2 separate regions of the Mus musculus genome follow, and region 1 is linked to region 2. A link is a loop called in an ENCODE intact Hi-C map of the cell type or tissue named here. Cell type or tissue: heart. All regions are shown on one strand. Each heading gives the region's core, and the rest is flanking DNA. Links, peaks and the distances in the headings are about the cores only. Region 1 overlaps Pou2f2 (POU domain, class 2, transcription factor 2). Region 2 overlaps Megf8 (multiple EGF-like-domains 8).

Evidence for each region. Peaks named below come from ENCODE experiments on the same cell type or tissue, not always from the same donor. Only the 100,000 strongest peaks of a DNase experiment are listed, where the experiment ranks them.
Region 1: it touches region 2 in a loop (2.2-fold over the local background); 5 of 42 quality-filtered maps call a loop at or near these places.

What each region holds. Positions count from the first base shown.
Region 1 is chr7:25,100,370-25,111,883 of GRCm38, forward strand. All of the region lies in intron 5 of Pou2f2 (POU domain, class 2, transcription factor 2), which reads right to left. Among named protein-coding and RNA genes, the nearest start is that of Mir6537, 9.0 kb to the left of the region's middle. In heart, for the core only: a CTCF peak has its summit at 5,612 (motif pointing right); a DNase peak (open chromatin) is centred at 5,602; H3K4me3 peaks cover 498 bases; H3K27ac peaks cover 1,255 bases.
Region 2 is chr7:25,327,687-25,339,200 of GRCm38, forward strand. It overlaps Megf8 (multiple EGF-like-domains 8), which reads left to right. Exons shown (of 41, transcript NM_001160400.1): 4 at 799-979; 5 at 1,066-1,154; 6 at 2,175-2,590; 7 at 3,000-3,145; 8 at 3,328-3,450; 9 at 6,072-6,226; 10 at 6,443-6,562; 11 at 6,880-7,024; 12 at 7,106-7,269; 13 at 10,088-10,288; 14 at 10,673-10,873. Among named protein-coding and RNA genes, the nearest start is that of Megf8, 16 kb to the left of the region's middle. In heart, for the core only: a CTCF peak has its summit at 6,099 (motif pointing left); a DNase peak (open chromatin) is centred at 6,095.

The DNA.
Region 1 (11,514 bases), core at 1,963-9,962, 230 kb before region 2:
GTGGTCCACTAGGCTTGGAACAGCACAACGACCACGGGGCACCTGAAGGTCCTGTCCTCCCAGCTGCCCCAGGAGGGTTCATTCTTTGTCTTTCCCTTCCTGCTGAAATGTTTGCCCTGTCTTACATTCCCACAGAACAAATAGACTTGTTTTAAAATGTAAACCAGACTAAGTCTTTTCTCTCTTTAAACTGCTCCCAAGGCGTGGGCTATGATGTCTGGAATTATCTCTGTTGCGCTCTAGCAAATAGCAGGTGTGTGTTGGTACAGCCACTCGGAGAAAAGCTGCAGCACTAATTTCTGTGGAGGAGAGTTCAGAATGTGAACTGATGTGGAGATAGGGTTTTTGCAGATGATCAACTTAAAACAAGGCCATGAGGATACGTTCTAGAGCTGGAGAGATGGCTCAGGGGTTAAGAGTACCGACTGCTCTTCCAGAGGTCCTGAGTTCAAATCCCAGCAACCACATGGTGGCTCACAACCATCTGTAATGGGATTGTGTATTCATATGAATAAGATAAATAGATCTTAAAAAAAAAAAGAAAGAAAGTATGTCCTAATGCACTGTGGATGATAGTGTCATTATAAGGGAAAAATTCAGGCCAGGATCGGTGCTGCATGACAGTAGTCAAAAGTTTAATTTGGGGGCTGGAGAGATGGTTCAGAGGTTAAGAGCACTGACTGAGGTCATGAGTTCAATTCCCAGTAACCACATGGTGGCTCACAACCATCTGTAACAGGATCTGATGCCCTCTTCTGGTGTGTCTAAAGAGAGCAACAGGATACTCATATATGTTAAATAAATAAATAAATGTTTAAAAAATCACTACTTTAAAAGCTATCTGGCAGCTCACAACCACTTATAACTCTAGGTCTGGAGAAGCTAACACGCTCTCCTGGCTTCCAAGGTGACTCACACAGTGTGGCACCCCCAGGCACACATGTATACATAATTTTAAAAAATTTTAAATTTGGTGTGTGTGTGTGTGTGTCTGAGAGAGAGAGAGAGAGAGAGAGAGAGAGAGAGAGAGAAAGAGTTTCTTTTTTGTAGCCTTGGCTATCCTAGAACTTGTGTTGAACACCACACTAGATTTGAACTCAGAGACTCACCTCCCTCTGCCTCCAGAATGCTGAGACTAAAGGTGGGTACCACCACCACCCAGCTAAAATCAATCAATCAATCAATCAATCAATCAACTAATCAATCAATCTTTAAAAAAAGAAAAGGCGGGCTGGAGAGATGGCTCAGTGGTTAAGAGCACCGACTGCTCTTCCAGAGGTCCTGAGTTCAAATCCCAGCAACCACATGGTGGCTCACAGCCATCCGTGATGAGATCTGATGTCCTCTTCTGGTGCATCTGAAGACAGCTACAGTGTACTTAGATATAATAATAAATAAACCTTTAAAAAAAGAAAAAAGGAAAGGCGGAGCTGGAGAGATGGCTCAGCGGTTAAGAGCACTGACTGCTCTTCCAGAGGTCCTGAGTTCAATTCCCGACAACCACATGGTGGCTCACAACCATCTGTAACGAGATCTGGCACCCTCTTCTGGAGTGTCTGAAGACAGCTACAGTGTACTTACATATGATAAATTAATAAAATCAAAGAAAGAAAGAAAGAAAGAAAGAAAGAAAGAAAGAAAGAAAGAAAGAAAAAAAGAAAGAAAGAGAAAGAAAAGGGCTGCAAGTGTTAGCTCAGTGGTAGAATATGTGCCTAGAATCCACCAGTGAGGGGCTGGGGGCGTAGCATAGTAGAGAACTTGCCTAATGTTCATGAGGCCGGTGATTTAGCTGCCTAGGTGTGCTGGCACAATGGCTCAGTGGGTAAAAGGGCTTGCTGCCTATCCTGACAATCTGAGTCTGACCCCCTAGACCATCTCTGACCTCCACACATATGCCTTGGCACAATGGTGCCCACCGTGGGACAGTGGACCATGCCAGGAAAGTTGGTAGGATAGAGTGGGTCTGAGACCCTGGTATCTAGGTACCCACCTGAGACGGTAAGTGCCTCCCTGTCCCCTATCTGACTCCTGGCCACACTCCCCACATCAGAGTTCTCCATGCTAATGAGATACCTAGAGGCCCTGAGGGTTTTCCTCTCTAGACACTCCTCCAGTATGGATAAATGTGGACTGTCTCTTTCATGGAGAACTAACTATCCTGGGGAGCATGGAGAAGGCCTTCATCTACAGAGCCACGGCCTAAGTCTCCTGTAGAAGGCCTCTCTGAGCTTCCAAACAACAGTCGCTAAGCTAAGGACTTTCACTGATGAAGTTCCCCACTTGTCATCCTTGTCTTCAGCCAGAGGGTCCCCAGCATTCCAGGCCTCATCTCCGACCTGTGGCCTGTGGACCCCCAATCCTTCATTCCTGACTACGATGTGTGACACCACAATGGCCGGAAGTCAGGGGACCCCAGCTTTGGTCTGCCACATCTTAGACCACGTTCTCCCACCCCCTGAACCATGTCTTGTGCTTTCCCCAGCGACTCTTCCATACCCCAACCACCAGGGCAGTGCAGAACACAGACCCACAACCCACTACACACATGGAAGGCAAATGTTTGTTTTAAAGGGGAACAAATTTTGATATAGATACAAATAGAGCAGAGATGATGTAAACAGGCTCAGGAAAGAAGGTGTCTACAAGCCAACAGGAGAGGACTGGAGGCCGTGCCCACACCTCCTGCCACACTCCCGGCTTCCAGAACGGTCTGCGGTTTAAGTCACCAGACGGTGGCTCTTTGTTACAGCAGCGCGAGCAAACTAATTCAAGCTGGGCATGCACCTGCCTTCCTTATCACCCAACAGTTCCATTCCTGGGTGTGAAGCCACCAGATGTGTGCACGTGTGCCGTCCTTCCCACGAAGGGCCTCTGCTCCAGCTCAAGTGCACACCAGCTCTGGATCAGAGAAATAACCCGAGTCCCTGGAATCAGCAATAACGCAAACTTCCCCATGTGGTCATGACCTCCTGTGGGATCCTGCTTGCATTTCTATTTGCATGTCCCGATCTCTGAAGGCTTCCGAGTGCCACCAGCATGGGAGTGCACTGTTATTGGGAACCTGATCTGTGTGCCACCAGCATGGGAGTGCACTGTTATTGGGAACCTGATCTGTGTGCTTGTGTTTGGCATGCTGTTCATAATTTGACAAAGGATACCACATCCTTCGGGACTGAATCTACTCTACTGTTCCCCAGATACCCTAAGCCCTATAAAACTCCCCACGCCCCTGTCCCTCCAGCTGTGGATCAGCTGAGAAGCAGCGAAACTTAAATGTCCATGATAGTGGCGCCATCTAAGGTTCAGAACTCAATTCTATAGTTCATATTCCCTACACACACACACTCTCTCTCTCTGCCTCTCTCATTTTCTCTACCATTCTCTGTCTCTTTCCCTTCCTCTCCTCCCTCCCTCTCCGTCCTCCTTCCCTTCCTATCTCCTTCCCTCCCTACCCCTCCCCTCCCCTCCCAGTAGCTCTGCCTGGCTTGATACTCATTGCCTTAGGCAGGATAGCCTTTCGAGCCCATTGGTCTTCCTTGCCTCCTCCTCCCAAGTGCTAGCATCCCAGGTAAGTACCACCCGGCTGATGTCTTTCTTCCAAAGGCTCTCCAAGTGGTGCACCCTTCAGGGCCCACAAAGGGTCACCCGTCCTGTCTCTACCGCCCTCCTTACAGGGCGGTGCACTTGCTAATGCCTATCCTTCCTCTGCTAGGCTGAGCCTCTAGCAGGCAGAGGCATGTCTTAGTAAAACAAAATAAACAACTGTAGCCATACCCCAGTCTGGCTACACAGACTGGGACTTGGGAGCCAACTTTGATCCCTGCCTTCCTCTCCCCTTCCCGTGCAGCCCATCCACCCCCCCCCCCCCATTGCTTTTTCTTCCCCTTTCCACTGTCACCATCCTGGTCCAAGTCACAGCACATCTACTCCCAGGCACCCAGAGAGGGTCTGATAGCAACAGACTTCTGAGGTTCTTTTTCTCCTGAGTCAGTGTCTCATGTAGCTGACTACATGAATCTCGAGCTGGCTCGAGATTCCCCGTGTAGCTGAGGCTGACCATGACCTGCCATCCTCCTGCTGCAGATGTCTGGGTGTGGGTTGGGTGTGTGCACATGCATATGTATGTGTGTGGCTGTAAGTGTGTACACATGGAGGCCTGAAGAAGGAGTCAGACTCCTCATAGGCAGAGTCACGGGTGCTTGTGGGTTGTCACCTGAGTGCTGGGATGTGACCTCGCGCCTCGGCAGGGAGCATCTTTATGTGCTGAGCCACCCCATGGCCCAACTGTTATTAGTATATATTAATTATATATGACACTGGGCTTCTGATATTTCCATACTGCACCTATGTATTTCAGCCATATTTGCCTTGTTACCCTCTCCTGCCCGCCCCCAACTCCCACAGATCCAGTCCACTCATTTTCATGTCCTTTTGGATGCATGTGACTTGATGCAAACTTTAAATTTTTTTTTTTTTTAGTTTCCACAAAAGGTTTTGGTAAGATGCAAAAAAGCATCATGATGAAAAAAATGTTTTTGCTTGTTTGCTCTCTCTCTCTCTTCCTCTCTCTTTCTTTCAAGATTTATTTATTTAAGACAAGTACACTGTCATTGTCTTCAGACACACCAGAAAGGGGTATCGGATTCTATAATAGATGGTTATGAGCCACTATGTGGGTGCTGGGAATTGAACTCAGGACCTCTGGAAGAGCAGCCAGTGCTCTTAACTGCTGAGCCATCTTTAAAGACAAGGTTTCTCTGTGCAGTCCCGACCATCCTAGAACTCACTCTGCAAACCAGGCTAACCTCAAACTCAGAAATCCCTGTCTCTGCCTCCCAAGTGCTAGGATTAAAGAAGTGTGCCACCATTGCCTGGCAATACGCGCTCGCCCAAAGATTTATTATTATACATAAGTACACTGTAGCTGTCTTCAGACACTCCAGAAGAGGGCGTCAGATCTCATTACGGATGGTTGTGAGCCACCATGTGGTTGCTGGGATTTGAACTTCGGACCTTCGGAAGAGCAGTCAGTGCTCTTAACCACTGAGCCATCTCACCAGTCCTACTGTGAACTTTAAACCATCTGGCCTGCACTGTCTTTTGTCCCCATGTGGGATAGCATCCAAGCACTTGGCTGCAGCCTGGCTCGGCCGGGCCTTTCCTCTCCTTGAGACTTTCCTGCCCTCTGATCCCTGTCCGGCCACACAGCCCCTCCTTGTCACTCAAGCCAGAAATGAACCTCCAGTGCTTGTCACTCAGCCCAGGCCTTTGCTATTTATGCTAAGACCCACCCCCTTCCACTTCATTCACGTTTCCATCAGTGCTCTTCCTCAGGCGGCCACCTGCTCCCCTATCTCCCTTCCCTGTCACGAAGCCATTCTTCACATCACATTCTCCTCTGCTCTTCTGGAACTGCTTCCTGTCTTTCTCTCAGCTACGACAGACACACAAAACCGTCTACTTTATCCTCGCCAAGAAAGGTGCCCGCACATATCCAACCCTACCCTAATTTGCTGAGTGAAGGAATAAAAATCGTTAGAGATTTTAGCGTGGAGGGAGTAGACCCGGCACAGGGCTTGGCCAGTAGGAGGCCCCATCGGTCTACAATCCAGAGGCCGCTTGGCTCTCTTTAGCCACTTGGGGGCGCGCTACTCAAGCCTCAAATGGTGAAGTTGAGTGAGCTGACAGCTGCTGGAAGAGACCCTGGACAGCCTATTTTATAAATCAATTTTTTTGTCTCTAACCAGCTGGGAGGGTTAGCATACCCTACTGAAGCTGAGAAGGGAAGAGACCAGCTCTTTTCTACGATTCAGTTTATTATGTAGCCCAGGCTGGCTGGGAACACACTATATAGCCCAGGCTGGCCTCAAACTTGTTATAATCTTTCCTGCCTCTGCCTTCTCAATGCTGGGATTATAGGTGGGCATTACCATCACCACACCCAGCCTGGGAAGGAGCCAGTTCTTGCTTCCAGTGCATACACTACCCAACAGGTTACAGGGCAGTCTGACTATGCTTTGCTAAAGACAGACTGGGAAGCCGGGCATGGTGGCGCACGCCTTTAATCCCAGCACTCGGGAGGCAGAGGCAGGCAGATTTCTGAGTTCGAGGCCAGCCTGGTCTACAGAGTGAGTTCCAGGGCTACACAGAGAAACCCTGTCTTGAAAAAGGCAAAACAAAACAAAACAAACAAACAAACAAAAAAGGACTGGTGAGATGGCTCAGTGGGTAAGAGCACTGACTGCTCTTCCAAAGGTCCTGAGTTCAATTCCCAACAACCACATGGTGGCTCAAAACCATCTGTAATGAGATCTGACGCCCTCTTCTGGAGTGTCTGAAGACAGCTACAGTGTACTTACATATAATAAATAAATAAATCTTTAAAAAAAAAAGACAGACGGGGACAGAGAGACAGACACACAGCTAATGCGCTACACGGGTGAAGGCATGGCAGTGTAAGCGATCACTTTCTCATTGGGCCTCAGTCCCCACTGGGGGTGAAGGTGGGGGTGGGGTAGAAAGCTATGTGAGTGAATGGGAAGAGGTCAGAGCCCCGGAGCTGGCCAGCTGCGACAATGGCCCAGGTGCTGCGCCTCACCCCAGTGCACAGAGAGGAGGCCCTCACCCCACCATGCCTCCCGCCCCTGAAAAGCCCCACCACCATGACTGGAGGGTGTTGGCAGATGGTGACCAGGTCTGGATACACCCTTGACTCAAGAATAGGCCGGAGAGCGGTGGGGGGGGGGGGGGGAAGAGTCGAACTGTGGGAAAGGAGAGAACAGGAGCTGTCACTGCGTTCTGCGCGTGGGGGATGGGCAGCAGGGTGACACTGTCAGTGGGTACAGTTTCGGTTAGATAGGAAGGAAAAGTTCTGTTGTTCTGGCACAGCAGGGAAGTAGCTGTAGTTAATGACATATTGCATATTTCCAAACAGCTAAAAAGAGCGGGGTGTGGTATGTGGGGTATGCCTGCAGTCTCAGCACCTCAGAGGCAGAGGCAGGAAGTTGAGGCGTTCAAGGTCAGCTCGGGCTGCATAGAGACTTCCAGCCCAGAATGGGTTACAAGAGACTCTGTCTGAAAACCACCACAACAACTATTATAATTATTATTATTGTCAGTGCTAGGGATTGAACCCAGGACCTCAGGCATGCCAGGCAAGCTGCACCTCAGAACCCGCTTGCCCCCTCCCCCCAGAGACCTTAAATGTTTCTACCATACAGAGATGATAAATATTTGTGGTGACAAGTATGTTAAATAGCCTGACTTTGGAGTCACGATTATTGAATCATTCTTGCCTCTGGGTGCCAGCTTTCTTATCTGGGAAATGAGAGAAAACTGGGTAATTCTTCCCCGGGTTTCACTGGGGCCGGAGTGATGTCATTATTCAGAGAGCGCTTTAGAAATCTGAACGCATTACTTACACACAGGCGCAAGCCGCCACTGTCCCCTCACGCATCCTACCCCATCGTGAGCTGTTAACGGTGCGAACCTCATCTGCCTTTCAAATCTGTCCTCTTAACCAGGAACAAGGTCCAGTTCCCACCCAGGCTCTGTGGAGTGTTAGCCAGAGATACCGGCCTGCCTGCGTGACGGCCCCAACTTGAGTAATTAAGAGACTCCTCAGGCTAGCTATGGAGGTACACACCTTTAATCCCAGCACTCAGGGAGGGGGCTTATGGATCTCATTGAGTTAGAGGTCAGCCAGGGCTTCATGGTGAGACCCTGGTGGTGGTGGTGGTGGTAAATTCAAGACCCAACAGGTCCAATGAAACACTTGCTTCTTTTCTAATTTGGAAAACCAACCAGGTACAGAAGCCAAAATCAGTTCTTGGCCAATGCAATCCATGTTCCTACACCACACCCTTCCTGTGCAAGCCAGCCTCCCCTCCCACCTGTGTGCCCACTTCCAATGGCTCTCGATTCTACATCCAGATCTATAGCCCCTCTTCCCATCAGCCAACACAAGGAGCCATAAGGGGTCAATCAAATCACGCCACTCCCCTGTTGAACGCCTCTCAGGAGACTTGGCACCTGGTTTAATTGCCGGCCTGCCTGCCCCGCATGTGACAAACCCTAGTTGTGGATTTCAGGCTACCCCATCCGGCCGTGTAGCCAAGGGTGGTCTTGAACCCTCTGATCCTTTTGAACACTGCCTCCTGCCTCTACCTTGTGAGTTCTGGGATTACAGGCATATGCCAGCACCAGAGGTTTATGCAGTGCTGTAGATGGAACCCAGGAACTCCTGTAAGCACCCTTACCAAGTGGCCATGCCTCCAGCTAAAACAATTGTGCTTTGGTCTTTTGAGTTAGGGTCTCACACTGTAGCCCAGATGAACTCAAACTCAGGGCAGTCCTTCTGCCTCAGCCTCCTGAGTGCTGGAGTTATAAGTATGTGCTACCAGCCCTGGCTTTAGAAAAATTTCTAAATTATAGACTAAATTCTCTCTCAATCCTCTCCCTTATGCCTGCCTCCCCACATACTTATCTTTGTACACTCGTGCATGCATGCGCATGCCTGTATACATGTGTATATATGAATGTAGGGACAGGATGGCAGTCACTCTTCACTTCATGTTTTAAGACAGGGTCTCTCATTGAACCAGAAGGCCAACAAGTCAGCTAGGCTGGTGGGCCAGCAAGCCCCAAGTGTCCTGTTGTCACAGAGCTAGGATCGCAGGTAAGAAAGAACTGTTGAGCCCACAATTTTTACAAGGATGCTAGGGATCTACCTGAGTCTTCACCATGCTTTGTCAGCATACTTTATACACCAAGCTATGTCCCCAGCCCGTGGTGGGTTCGTTGGTTGATTGAGACACTGTCTCACATAGCTAAGGCAGGGCTTGAGTCCTCATCCTCCTGTCCCCACCCCCCAAGTGCTGGGATCACAAGATGTGCCTAGCCTCCTTGTCCACCCCACTCCAGCCAATCATATCGCTTCCCTCTGAGCCTTGCTCAAGCCAGCCTGCTTTCCCTCTCTGCCTGTACCTGGCTGTTTCCCCGACACCCCCCCCCACGCCCACCCCCACCCCCTTTTCTTTCAAAACTGACTCACTCAGCCCTAGGTTCTCAAAGGCCATCTTCTCAGTGAAATCTTTCCTAACCACCCATTAGACCAACCCCTCCCTTTCCCACGAGGCCTTGTTTCGTTTTGTGAATCACCCTTCCTCTGAACCACTTGTTGGCTGGTTTGTGTTTGTTTACGGTCTGTTTCCCTGCTAGCGCACACCATACTCAAGGACTGCCGGCCATGGGTAGGCATGGCGCACCGGGGACTTCATGGAAGTGATGGTTCCAGTCAGTGTGCTAGGAAGGGTTCAGAGCACAGAGCGGAGCAGGAGGTGGGAGCCGTGGAGCTTCTGGGGGTCGAGGAAGGAGTAAAGGTTCAAGGCCAGTGTGAGCTAAAAAGGAGTTCAGGGTTAGCTTGTGCCATGTAGAGTCAGGCTTTTGTTTGTTTGTTTGTTTTCTTTTTCGAGACGGTTCAGAAATCCGCCTGCCTCTGCCTCCCAAGTGTGCCACCACTGCCCGGCTAGACGAAGCTCTGCGCCAGCTCAGCAGGCGCCTCACAGCTGCCTGGAACTTCAGCTTCAGGTCCCCTAGCCTCTACAGACACCCACCCTGACATGGCATTTGTTCACATAAATACACACAGGTACACATAGGATAAAAAAAATCCAAAAAAACTAAGTTTGGTCAAGGGAGGAAATTTTTAAAAAATAGAGGCAATGGAGGGGCGGAGCCAGTGAGGCCCCATGGAGGGGCGGAGCCAGTGAAGCGGCATTCTTGACTGGGTCACTGAACAAACCTTGGAGAAGCGTTCAGAGTCTCGCAGTGCGACCTTTTATTGAAATTCCAGGTTACTGCACATCCAGGCCAGGAATCAGCAGGCAGGACTACCGAGTCCAGAGCTCCATAGCTCTGGTCTATCTGCTGACCCTACACCACTGCCCCTTTTTAAAACAACAGGGCTCCACTCTTCTATCTGGGGACCCGCCTTGCCCCAAGCTCAGGTCTCAGGAGTGAGAGGCAGTTCTCCAAGGCTTAGGTATGGATTCAAACGAGGCCAGGGAGACGCAGGGGATATTCTGTTTGCTCCAGAAAGACATTGAGGAGATGTCCCTGGAGCTGGGCCCAATACTCCAAGCAGACCTTTTCAATGATCTGAGCCAAACACTCCTGCTGTTCTTCAGCCACCCAGACATCAGCCTTGGCCACTGTGATGCCCAGCCACACTTATCCAGTTATCTCTCCCTACTGCCTTCTGAGCCCGCCAGCTTTCCTACGTCAACACTGCCCGCTGTCGGAAAGCCTTTCCTCCGGCTTGTCCATCTTTGACCTTCCACCACCTCCCGGTTCCTGGTTCCAAATTCCCTGTAGGGAACACATTCCCTAGCCCTCGCGGCCTAGCAGATTTCCTTAAGCTAGGAGATGCCCTGTATTCCTTTCCAACTCAGCCAATACAGACCGATGTTTTCACAGTTTATGTTAAGTTTCCAGTCAATACCAACTCCCGCTCCAGGCATTCTGAAAGACCCCCCTGAAGAGACACCTCCCCTTTCCTTGATTGAAAAACTGTAACGACAAAACATCCCTCATTGATTTGATAAACATCCACACAGCTCAGTAGAATGCACCATACCAAGCACCAGACGGGCCAATTACCCAACTGTACGTAATATAATCATCCTTTCAGAGGGACAGCTTAGAAGCTGCAGGGAAGAAAACTGACAAACAGTTTACCTGGCAGGGGAACGCTCCCTTGTTACTTTATATTATAATATCATTTTAAAGTGGGGGGTCATGATTTATTTATTTATTTATTTATTTATTTATTTATTTATTTTTGCTTGTTTTGTGGTGCTGGGGTTTGAACCCTGGCCTCAGGCAAATGAAGTAAATACTGTGCTTCTACAGAGCCACACCCCAATTCCTCACTGGGGGATTCTAGGCAGGGGCTCTACCACTGAGCCACGCCCCAGCCCCTCACTGGGGGATTCTAGGCAGGGGCTCTCCCACTGAGCCACGCCCCCAGCCCCTCACTGGGGGATTCTAGGCAGGGACTCTACCACTGAGCCACGCCCCCAGCCCCTCACTGGGGGATTCTAGGCAGGGGCTCTACCACTGAGCCACGCCCCAGCCCCTCACTGGAGGATTCTAGGCAGGGGCTCTACCACTGAGCCACGCCCCAGCCCCTCACTGGGGGATTCTAGGCAGGGGCTCTACCACTGAGCCACGCCCCCAGCCCCTCACTGGGGGATTCTAGGCAGGGGCTCTACCACTGAGCCACGCCCCAGCCCCTCACTGGAGGATTCTAGACAGGGGCTCTACCACTGAGCCACGCCCCAGCCCCTCACTGGGGGATTCTAGGCAGGTGCTCTACCACTGAGCCACGCCCCAGCCCCTCACTGGGGGATTCTAGGCAGGGCTCTACGTTATGCTATACCCACAGCCTTAACAGTGCTTCGGACTGAACTTCTTAGTATTTCCAAATTGTAACACATTTTAGTTTCACTACAA
Region 2 (11,514 bases), core at 1,672-9,671:
TCCCACTGAGGGTCCCTGGGATCCTGATCTGTGACCATACCTGCCACATCTGACTTAAACAGGGCCTTGTTCCATCCTGACCCTCCCCTCCCTGCAGCTGTGGGAGCCAGTCCCCTCCCCTTCCAGGTCCCCCACCCCAATGCCTGTGACTTCATCCCAACCCCACCTCCACCTGCTCCTGTCCCTTTGGGACCTCACTTATAGCTCTGTCCTCATGTCTAGCCAACCTTCCCCTAGGGGTAATGGCTCCTGTCCTCTTTCAGGCTGAGGTCCTACTCCTGCCTGGCTATCTGTTTGGCCGTCCCTGCCACGGTGGTTTTTGAGACAGGGTCTCATTTTGTAACCATGGTGGCCTCCTGAGTGCTGGGGTTACTGACATGTGTCACCACACCTGGCTCCCTGCCATGACCTCTGTCCTTCCACCCCTGACCTAATACCTCAGCTCTGCACCCCTAACTTGGGATCTGTATTATGTTTGGAATCCCCTTTGCCTCAGTCTCCCCAGTTGGAGCTCATCCAGCCCAGGTGGAACATGAGCCTCTCTTCTGTCTGTCTTGCCTTCTCTGTGGGTCTGTCTGCTCTGCCCCACCTCTTTCTCCCTTGGGTTGTACCTTTGTGTCTCCTGTTCCTCTCCCTTGTCCTCATGCTTGTCCCTTGTTTTCTCTCTGTTTCCTTGAACATTCCCTTCCTGTCTTTCTTTTTCTACCCTGTCTGTCTTGGCTCTGTTTCTTTCTGAATGTTCTACGACCCATATCTCTGCCTTTTTCTCTCTCTGCACTTTTGTCCCCTTCCTCCCAGACCCTGGGACCATGCCGCTGTGAACCTGGATTCTTGGGACGAGCCTGTGACCTGCACTTGTGGGAGAACCAGGGGGCTGGTTGGTGGCACAGTGTGAGTGCCGGGGACCCTGCCTTCTCTGCCCGAATTGGGGCAGCTGGTGCCTTTCTGTCCCCACCAGGGCTGCTGGCTGTCTTTGGAGGTAAGCAGATGGGGAGAGGGTGAGCTTGGAGGGTCTGGAGGCGTGTCAGCCTGCAGCCAGGGTTTGAGCGCTCACCTCATCTGCAGGCCAGGACCTTAACAAGGCCCTGGGTGACCTTGTCCTGTATAACTTCTCCACGAACACCTGGGAGTCCTGGGACCTGACGCCTGCTCCGGTATGGACCCTCCTCTGCTCTGGCTGCGGTCCTGCCCACTCACGACCCCCAACACCCTGACACCCCCAGACTGGATAAGTGCATCTGGACACCTGCTTCTCCCTGTCTCTGTGCTCATTCTGAGATTCTTCTTCTTGCCCACACTCCCATCTTTCCTTCTCTTGTCCTTCTCTCTCCCCACTTGTCCCTTCTTCTTGTCCCTTCTTCTCTTTCCTTCCCTCCCCTTCTCCAGACTCCCTCCCTCCCTCCCTCCCTCCCTCCCTCCCTCCCTCCCTCCCTTCCATTTTTTTTATCAGACAGGGTCTCAAGACAGCCCAGGGTGGCTTTGAGCTCCTGATTTCCCTGCTTCTTCTGTGCTGTCTTGTAGACATGTCCTACCATACCCAGTTTGTATGTCTCCTCTTTTCTTTGACTGATAGCTTGGCCTCCATCCCTCCGGTTGTTTCTCTTGTTCCCTTCCATTTCTGTCTTCCTGTCCCTCACTCTCTCACTGTGTTTCTCTGTGTCACTGTCTCTGTTTTTATTCTCATGTCTCACGTCTGTCCGTCTGTCCATCCTTCCTTCCTTCCTTCCTTCCTTCCTTCCTTCCTTCCTTTTTTCTTTTATTTTGAGTTAGGACTTAGGCTAATATGGATCTTAGTCTATAGCCTAGGCTGGCTTGAACTCATGGCAGTCTTCCTGCCTCCCAAGTGTTGAGATTAGAATGGCACATACCACCAGACCTGGCTTTCTGTCTGTTTGTTCTTTATTTCCTCCTTTTTTTTTTTTTTTTTTGTCTGCTTGAAGCAGGGTCTCACATAGCTTAATCTGATCTCAAGTTCACTACATGGCCCAGGCTGGCCTTGAACTCCTGATCCTCCTGCCTCTGTCTCTTCTTCTCAAGTCCTGGAACTCCAGGTCCACACGTCCCCAGGCTTGTCTTCTATTCCCTCTCTGCATATCTGCTTTTCTGACTTTGTATCTCTCTGCTCTGGTCCTTTCCAGTGTGTCACTATCTTTCTCCTTGTCTCTTCCCCACAGGCTGCCCGTCATTCTCATGTGGCCGTGGCCTGGGCTGGCTTGCTGGTGCTGATGGGTGGTGAGCTGGCCAATGGCTTGCTAACCAATGATGTGTGGGCCTTTAGCCCCCTGGGTGGAGGCCACTGGGAGCTCCTGGCACCACCTGCTTCCAGTTCTTCTGGGCCCCCGGGGCTGGCAGGCCATGCAGCTGCTCTGGTGGATGACATCTGGCTTTATGTGTCCGGTGGCCGCACTCAGCATGACCTCTTTTCTTCTGGCCTCTTCCGGTTCCGCCTGGACCACACCAGCAGGGGCTATTGGGAGCAGGTGATCCCGGCAGGTGGGCGGCCCCCTGCTGCCACTGGGCACTCTATGGTGTTCCATGCCCCATCTCGTACTCTGCTGGTCCATGGTGGACACCGGCCTTCCACTGCCCGGTGAGTAACACGTCCTGTACTCCTGTTCCTTGGCCACAGCAGCCCTAGAAGTCTTTGCTCATTGACAGACTCCTGGTTTCAGGTGGTTACCTCTGCCATGGACCATTTGTTTATCTAAGTCTTCACTTTGTCTAATATTTATCTATTCCCTCACCCGAGGAGCCTAGCGCTCTCTGATCCCTTACTGGGGCTCTGACTAGTCACTTCCCCCACACTTCCACCGTCCTCCAGCTCTTGCCAGATTATGCAAGATGCCAGACCCTGCTCAGACCTGGTTCCTGCCCACAGTGAATGTCTAGTCAGGATGGGATATAGACATGGTCATGGCCGGTCTCAATCCTGGGTGAAGCTAGGGGAGAGAAGGAAGGCCCTCCTCGCCCTGGGCCCCTGGCCTGTCTCTTCCCTGTAGGTTTTCTGTGCGGGTGAATTCCACTGAGCTCTTCCACGTGGAACGGCGTGTGTGGACCACGCTGAAGGGCCGGGATGGGCTCCAGGGTCCACGGGAGAGAGCCTTCCACACTGCCAGTGTTCTAGGAAACTACATGGTGGTCTATGGTGAGGTGATTTCCCTAGATCCTGTCTGAATTCCAGGGGCCTGAGCCCACCCTGAGCTGAAACTGAGCCTGGACAACCCTACCTCCCCCAAGGCTTGCCTGAGCCCACCCAGAGATGAGACTCAGCCTGGGTCTCCTCCCTCTCCTGAGGCTTGCCAGCGGTGCCCTTTCCTCTTTTCCCAGGGGGCAATGTGCATACGCATTACCAGGAGGAAAAGTGTTACGAAGATGGCATCTTCTTCTACCACCTTGGCTGCCACCAGTGGGTGTCAGGGGCTGAGCTTGCCCCGCCAGGAACCCCTGAGGGTGAGTCTCCTCTGTTTTCCTGAGGGCTTTTGAAGATCTCTGAGTTTTAGCAGGAGATGCCTCAGTCATTACCTTGGTGGGCCAGGCATCCTGTTGGAATGACCTCTGGAGACAAGCCTCGGTGAGGACAAGGTGGGGGACCAGCAAGCAGATGTAGGGCACTGAACATGGGTTTTACTTTTTATTTTTAAATGCACATGTGTGTGAATGTGTGTGTGCGTGTGTGCATGTGTGCAGCGTGCACATGTGGGAGCCAGAGGACAACCTCAGGTATTAGCCTCAGGAATACTGTCCACCCTCTCTGAGTCAGGGCCTCTCACCAGCTAGGCTAGTCTGGCTGGCCAGTGAACCCAACGCTTCCCCTGGCCCCACGTCTCCAGTGCTGGGATTGCCTGGCATTCCTCTGACAGTGCTAGGTATGGAACTCCAGCCCTAATGCTGTGAGGTAAGCACTTTATCAACAGAGCCACCTTTGCAGCCCCAGAACCTTGGTTCTGTTGGAAGCTTGCCAGTTTGCAGCTGCCCTAAGAAGCAGTGACTTCATGGCATAGTGACAAGAGGTAGAACCAAGGGCTGGAGAGATGGCTCTGTGGTTAAGAGCACGGGCTGCTCTTCCAGAGGTCCTGAGTTCAATTCCCAGCAACCACCTGGTGGCTCACAACCATCTGAAATGGAGAGTCTCCTCCTTTGGCCTCTGCATGCGTACACGTGGCTGTATACAGCATATACCATACACCACACACATACAATAGTAAAGTAAATGAGAAAAGACTGCAATTTTTTTGACAGGCATGGTATACACACTATGTTCCCAAGACTATAAGCAGAAGCAGGATATAGAGTCTGCATCTAGACAGGACTATATGCAATGACTCTGTCTCAAAGCCCAACAAAAGGGCAGGAGCATGGCTTAGTGGTCAAGCCCTTGCTTATAATCTACCAGAGAGGGGCTGGGGGCGTGGCTCACTGGTGGCACTTGCCTGGCATGTGTAAGGCCTTGGACTAGATCTTTAGCATTGCAAAAATACATGCGTACATACACATGTACAAATTTCCAATTTCTTGGGCTAAGACCCATGTGCTTACAAAGTATAGGGGTCAGTAGGAAGTCAGAGAAGCCATGATTCACTTTTTATAACCAGAAAGGGGGGTTTCTTGGTTTGCTTTTAGTGAAAGTACCAGGCTGGGTTGGATCTAAGTACTTGGTATGGACAGCCTTGGCTACTTCTTTCCCCAGTTCCCATCTGGGCCCCTCCTACTTGTTTGTCACTTTCTGTTTGTCTTATTTTGTGTGTGCCTGTGCATGTAGGCCCAAGCCAGAGTGTGTGTGCCTGTGCACATGGGCCCAAGCCAGAGTGTGTGTGTCTGTGCACATGGGTACAAGCCAGAGTATGTGTGTCTGTGCACATGGGTACAAGCCAGAGTATGTGTGTCTGTGCACATGGGTACAAGCCAGAGTATGTGTGTCTGTGCACATGGGTACAAGCCAGAGTGTGTGTGTGCCTGTGCTCATGGGCCAAAGCCAGTGTGTGTGCTGTCTGTGCACATGGGTACAAGCCAGAGTATGTGTGCCTGTGCACATGGGTACAAGCCAGAGTATGTGTGTCTGTGCACATGGGTACAAGCCAGAGTGTGTGTGTGCCTGTGCACATGGGCCCAAGCCAGAGTGTGTGTGTGTGCCTGTGCACATGGGTACAAGCCAGAGTGTGTGTGTGCCTGTGCACATGGGCCCAAGCCAGAGTGTGTGTGTGCCTGTGCACAGGGGCCCAAGCCAGAGTGTGTGTGCCTGTGCACATGGACCCAAGCCAGAGAGTGTGTGTCTGTGCACATGGGCCCAAGCCAGAGTGTGTGTGCCTGTGCACATGGACCCAAGCCAGAGAGTGTGTGCCTGTGCACATGGGCCCAAGCCAGAGTGTGTGTGTGCCTGTGCACATGGACCCAAGCCAGAGAGTGTGTGTCTGTGCACATGGACCCAAGCCAGAGAGTGTGTGTCTGTGCACATGGGTACAAGCCAGAGAGTGTGGAGAGCCCAACAACCTGCAGGAGTCAGTTCTCTCCTTCTACCATGTGGATTCCAGGGATTGACCTTGGGCTGTCAGACTTGGTGGCAGGTGCTTTTGTATGACGGACCAGCTCGCTGGCCTATTGCTTACCTTTTATAGATGTCACCAACTACTGTTGAATCGTATCTACTCACTTCACATTCTCAGAGGGCCTGAATTTGAGACCAGCCTGTGGTTATAGATTGAGGTCCTCTCTCTCGCTCCTTTCCCCTCTCCTTAGCCCCCTTCCTCCCTCCCCTCCCACCTCTCTCTGGGATGGTTCAGTTTAAAGCAAAGAAACCAAGACTTGGCAAAGTTGAGTCTCCTGCCCAAAACCATACAGCAGCTCATAACTGATATATGATTTGAATCTGTGTCTGTCACAAAGATCATTTTGAGCAGGGGCACTGGGCCTCTGAGAGAATTGAGAAAATAACGCAAGCGCAGAGCCAGGCAGGCCAGTAGGATTTCCTTGGCTAGGTAGGAGCTAAAGCAGCAATAAGCCGGCTAGACTGGGGCAAGGGCAGGAGCCAGGAGGGCAGGAGCTGGGGAATGTCTGATGCTGTGACTGTCTTCTAGGTCGAGCGGCGCCTCCTAGTGGCCGTTACTCACATGTGGCAGCTGTTCTTGGTGGCAGTGTCCTGCTGGTGGCTGGGGGATATAGTGGCCGGCCTCGTGGGGACTTGATGGCCTACAAGGTGCCCCCCTTCGTGTTTCAGGCACCTGCCCTAGATGTGAGCATTGGGGTGATGGGGAGGGAGTGACTGTGGGTGGAGGCAGCAGTCTCTGCAAATGAGGGGTGCTTGGAGAGAAGTGGGCAGAGTACGAGGTTCTCCAGGCCTGAGGGAGGAGTGGGGTGGGGTTAACTGGAGCAGTCATGGGGAGCCAGCCTTGGCAGATACTCCAGGTCTTGAGAGCAGTGTCCTCTCCTGTGTTCCGTGTCTCTGCAGTACCACCTGGACTATTGTTCCATGTACACAGACCACAGTGTCTGCTCCCGAGACCCGGAATGCAGCTGGTGTCAGGGCGCTTGCCAAGCTGCGCCCCCTCCTGGGACTCCCTCAGGAGCTGTGAGTGGCTACCCCAGGCCATTCATCCATCCACTAGCACAGAGACCTGCCTTTAACTCCCCCTGCCTAAGTGGTCAGCTACCCAAGATCCTCATTCCTGCCTCCTGACTGTCCCCAACCCAGAGCCTGTACCTCTCCTAGCACCCGAGTTTAGGACCCTGTCCCTGCATCCCCGAACCCTTGTTCTTGAGTTCCTGTAGACCAACCCTGCTGTTTCCTGATGGCCACTAGGCTGCCTCTCCCCAGACCGTGTAGCCACAGCTCTTGTTGGATCTCCTGAGGCTCAGAGGACAGTGTATATTGTCTCTTCCTTACAGTGTCCAGCGGCCAGCTGCCTGGGCCTAGGCCGCCTGCTAAGTGACTGCCAAGCATGCCTGGCCTTCAGCAGCCCCACAGCTCCTCCCCGGGGACCTGGCGCCCTAGGTTGGTGTGTGCACAATGAGAGCTGCCTTCCTCGGCCTGGTGAGTGTCGAGCAGCCATGGGGGAGGGGCTCAGAATACCTCATACTGACCCTCCAGTCTCCCATACCCCTGTCCTCTCAGAGCAGGCCCGCTGCCGAGGGGAGCAGATCTCAGGCACCGTGGGCTGGTGGGGGCCAGCACCCGTCTTCGTCACTTCCCTGGAGGCTTGTGTCACCCAGAGCTTCCTCCCTGGCCTGCACCTGCTCACCTTCCAGCAGCCACCCAACGCCTCTCAGCCTGACAAGGTGGGGGCCAGATGGACCTGGGGATGGAGTGGACACTTAGAGACCTAGGGTTGCTTCTTTTCAAATGAGTCTTTCTTGGGGACAGTACTGGGATGGAACCCGGGGCTTTTGTGCATGTTTGTTCTCCCTGCCCCGAAGCCGAGCCGCACCCTAGCCCTCACTGGGAGTCTTCAGGCACGCTCAACTGCTGAGTTTTCTAACAGGGTTCTTTTACTTACTTTGAGACAGAGGTCTCCTAAGGTTGCCCATGCTTGTCTAGAACCCAGTCTATTCGAAACAGACCTCACAGTTATCTTTCTCCCTGGCCTCCCCGTGTAGGCAAAATGGTAATCCCATGCCATGAGGCCCTACAAAAGAATTTTTTTAAAATCTTGGTGAAATAACACATAAAATCAAAAGGTTGTAGAACAAGCTGGGCATAGTGGCACACACCTTTAATCACAACCCTTGGCAGTCAGAGGCAGGTGGATCTCTGTGAGTTTGAGGCCAGCCTGGTCTACACAGTGGGTTCCAAGACACCCAGAGCTATATAGACAAACCTTTTCTCAAAACAAAACAAAGTAGGACAATATTTTTGCCATTTCTAAATCAAGTCTAGATTTATTTACCAATTGCCCCCATCTTCCTCTTCCCTGAACTTGGCCACGGATTTTGCAGCTGTGGGCATTTGATGGCGTCAGGACATCTGCCTACGATGTCCAGCTTCTTTGACTTAGTACAGTGTCTTCAGGGCTTCTTCGTGCTGTGCATTTGGAAATAGACTTCAAGCTGGATGTGGTAGAACACCTCTGTGATCCCAGCGCTCGGGACGCTAGGGCAGGAGAGGAGACTCTTGAAATCCAAGTTACCCTGTACCAGAGTGAGACTCCGTCTCAGAAACAAAACAAAAAGTCCAAAGAGCTTCATTGCACCACGGTGGAGAAGGCATGGCGGCTGGAGTGTAAGGCAGCCAGGAAGCAGAGAGGTGAATCCTGGTGCTCAGCTTGCTTTCCTGGCTTTATGCTGGTACCACTCACATTTCCACCTCGGCTCACTCAGTCGAGTGATTCCCTCACATACCTGCTCATACGTATCTTGTCAGGTGGACAGTCAAGTTCATGGGCACAGTAAACTTGGCAACCCTCCTGCCTCCTCCTCCCCCTGGCCCCTTCAGTACTGGTATTGACGGCATGTGTACCATGCCTAGTCTACTCTTTCTCCATATATCCAAGCATGCTTCTGGGTGACAGAATGTAGGAAGCGCTTTTGCTGGTATTGTTTTTGAGACTGGTGCTGATAGCCTAGGCTCAAGTGATCCTCTCTTGTCTGCCTCCTGGGTAACTGATACTGTGCCCCTCTTGTCTCTCTGAAACAAATTTTCTCAGAGTCGAGGCAGGCCTCGAACTTGCTATGCAGCCGAGACTGGCCCTAAATTCCTGATGTGCCTCTTTTCTTTTCTTTTCTTTTCTTTTCTTTTCTTTTCTTTTCTTTTCTTTCCTTTCCTTTCCTTTCCTTTCCTTTCCTTTCCTTTCCTTTCCTTTCCTTTCCTTTCCTTTCCTTTCCTTTTCCTTCCTTCCTTCCTTCCTTCCTTCCTTCCTTTCTTTCTTTCTTTCTTTCTTTCTTTCTTTCTTTCTTTCTTTCTTTCTTTCTTTCTTTCTTTCTTTCTTTTTCGAGACAGGGTTTCTCTGTGTAGCCCTGGCTGTCCTGGAACTCACTCTGTAGACCAGGCTGGCCTCGAACTCAGAAATCCACCTGCCTCTGCCTCCCAAGTGCTGGGATTAAAGGCGTGTGCCACCACGCCCGGCTGACGTGTCTTTTTCTATCTCCTGAGTTACAAGCCTCTGCGCCTGTACCATCCTGCCCTTCTTATTTTGAACAGTTATATAACACTTCATTTACGCTTAAATGTTATACTGCTGCGCATTTATTTAGATACTTATTTTTGGAGATAAGGTTTGGCAGTGTAGCCCAGGCTGGCCTCAACCCTTGCATAAACTTCCCAAGTGTTAGGTTCTTATTTTGAAACAGGGTCTCCCAAGGGTCAGCAAATCTCGGTCCCGTAAGTTACACAAATAGTGTCCAGTGAGGAATCCTCAGGCTGGTCTGTTTGTTACTCCAGAGTCACACTCTGGCAAGCAAGTCAGTCTTGTGCTGTGTGGTCATTGGGAATCATGGTCCTAGCTTTGGAAGGGCATGCTGGGAAAGAAGGGAGCTGCGGACAAAGATGCCAAAGGCTCCAGTCTTCAAGCTTGAAAGACATTAAGACGTTGTTGGTTGCTTTTTTTTTTTTTTTTTGTAGTCCTACCTGTCCTGGAACTCCTCTTATAGATAGACCAGGCTGGCCTCGAACTCACAGCTAACTGCCTCCTTCTCACATGCCAGTGTTAAGGGAGTGTGCTACCATACCTGGCTAGTTTTGAAGCATTTACATGTATTATTACTGTGTGTGTACGTGTAGGTCAGAGGACAGCACTGTGGAACTGACTGACTTCTTCTGGTTGTGGAGGCTCTGGGTCTGCACTCAGGTCTCCAGGCCCACGTGGCAAGCTCCTTTGCCCCTGAGGCATCTTGCTGGCCCCTCGGTCCTTTGAGTTTTACCTGAAGATGAGGTTGGGTTGGGCCCAAGGTAGAACCTGTTTATATTCTCTGAATTTGGTCCCTAGAGGGAAGATGGGCAAGTTGACTTAATTCAGTCCCATCTCAACGTCTCAGTCGGTGAAGGTGGTTTGGCCGTCTTGTCTCTTGTGGTTCTGACGTGACCTGAGGGGTGTGTACTTAGGGACAGTCCATCCACAAGCAGAGAGGGACTTAACATACATCCCACCTCTGGGTGGTACAGGTCTCCATTGTCCGAAGTACAACTATCACCTTGACACCCAGCCCGGAGACAGATGTGTCCCTAGTCTACCGAGGCTTCATCCACCCCCTGCTGCCAGGAGGACCAGGCGGCCCTGGGGCTGAAGATGTGGCTGTGTGGGCTCGGGCCCAGCGTCTCCATGTCCTGGCCCGGATGGCCAGAGGCCCTGACACTGAGAACATGGTGAGGGATTCTAGAACATTCTGGGGTGATTTTTGGTAAATATGGGAGTGAGTGTAATTCAGGGCATCTGTGGTGACTTCAGGGTTCTGGGGGACAGTGGGGAGCATTCAGACATGGGGCCTATCCTTAAAGGAAGAAGGGGCTGTGGGGTTTCAGCTATGAGCAGACGTGGGAGGAATTGTGGGTAGGGTGAAAAAGGTTTGAGTGACAAGTGCGATTTCCCTGAGGAGAGGGGTCATGGGGAGGGGAGGCAGCTTCCCAAAGTCTAGGAACCCTTGAGGCCCTCTTCCTCCTGGGAGGAACTGGGGTTCTTGGAGGGATTGGGAGACCAAAGAAGGAAAGTAGAGAGTTCCGAGGTCTTCTATGTTGCTCACTGCACTGCAGGAGGAGGTGGGACGCTGGGTGGCTCAGCAGGAGAAGGAGACACGGCGTCTGCAGCGCCCTGGCTCTGATCGCCTCTTCCCATTGCCGGGGAGAGGCAACAAGTACGCGGTGGAGATCCGAGGCCAGCTCAACGGCTCGGCAGGCCCTGGGCATAGTGAGCTCACCCTCCTGTGGGATCGGACTGGAGTGCCGGGTGGCAGTGTGAGTGTCTAGCCTCCAACTCTGTTCCTAGGCTTTGGCCTCAGATCCTCTCAGCTTCCCAAGTTCCAAGCACAACAAAATTTTAAGTCACTTGATTCTGACTTCAGCCTTGGACCTCACTTTTAACCCACCAAACTCTTAACATTTGACACCAGGCCCTGATAAGATTTCCATATTCTTTTCTGGAACATGCTAGGATGGGCCTTGCGCGTTCTAGAAAGTGCTCTATCCCTGAGCTATGCCCCCAGCCCCTCACCGGTAGCTATTAGGAAAGGGCTCCATCTCTGAGCCATGCCCCCCAGCCCCTCACTGGGGGATTCTAGGCAGGGGCTCTACCACTGAGCCACGCCCCCAGCCCCTCACTGGGGGATTCTAGGCAGGGGCTCTACCACTGAGCCACGCCCCCAGCCCCTCATTGGGGGATTCTAGGCAGGGGCTCTACCACTGAGCCACGCCCCCAGCCCCTCACTGGGGGATTCTAGGCAGGGGCTCTACCACTGAGCCACGCCCCCAGCCCCTCACTGGGGGATTCTAGGCAGGGGCTCTACCACTGAGCCACGCCCCCAGCTCCTCACTGAAGGATTCTAAGCAGGGGCTTTACCCCCAAGTTCCTTCCCCTTCAACCTCTCACTTGTTGATCC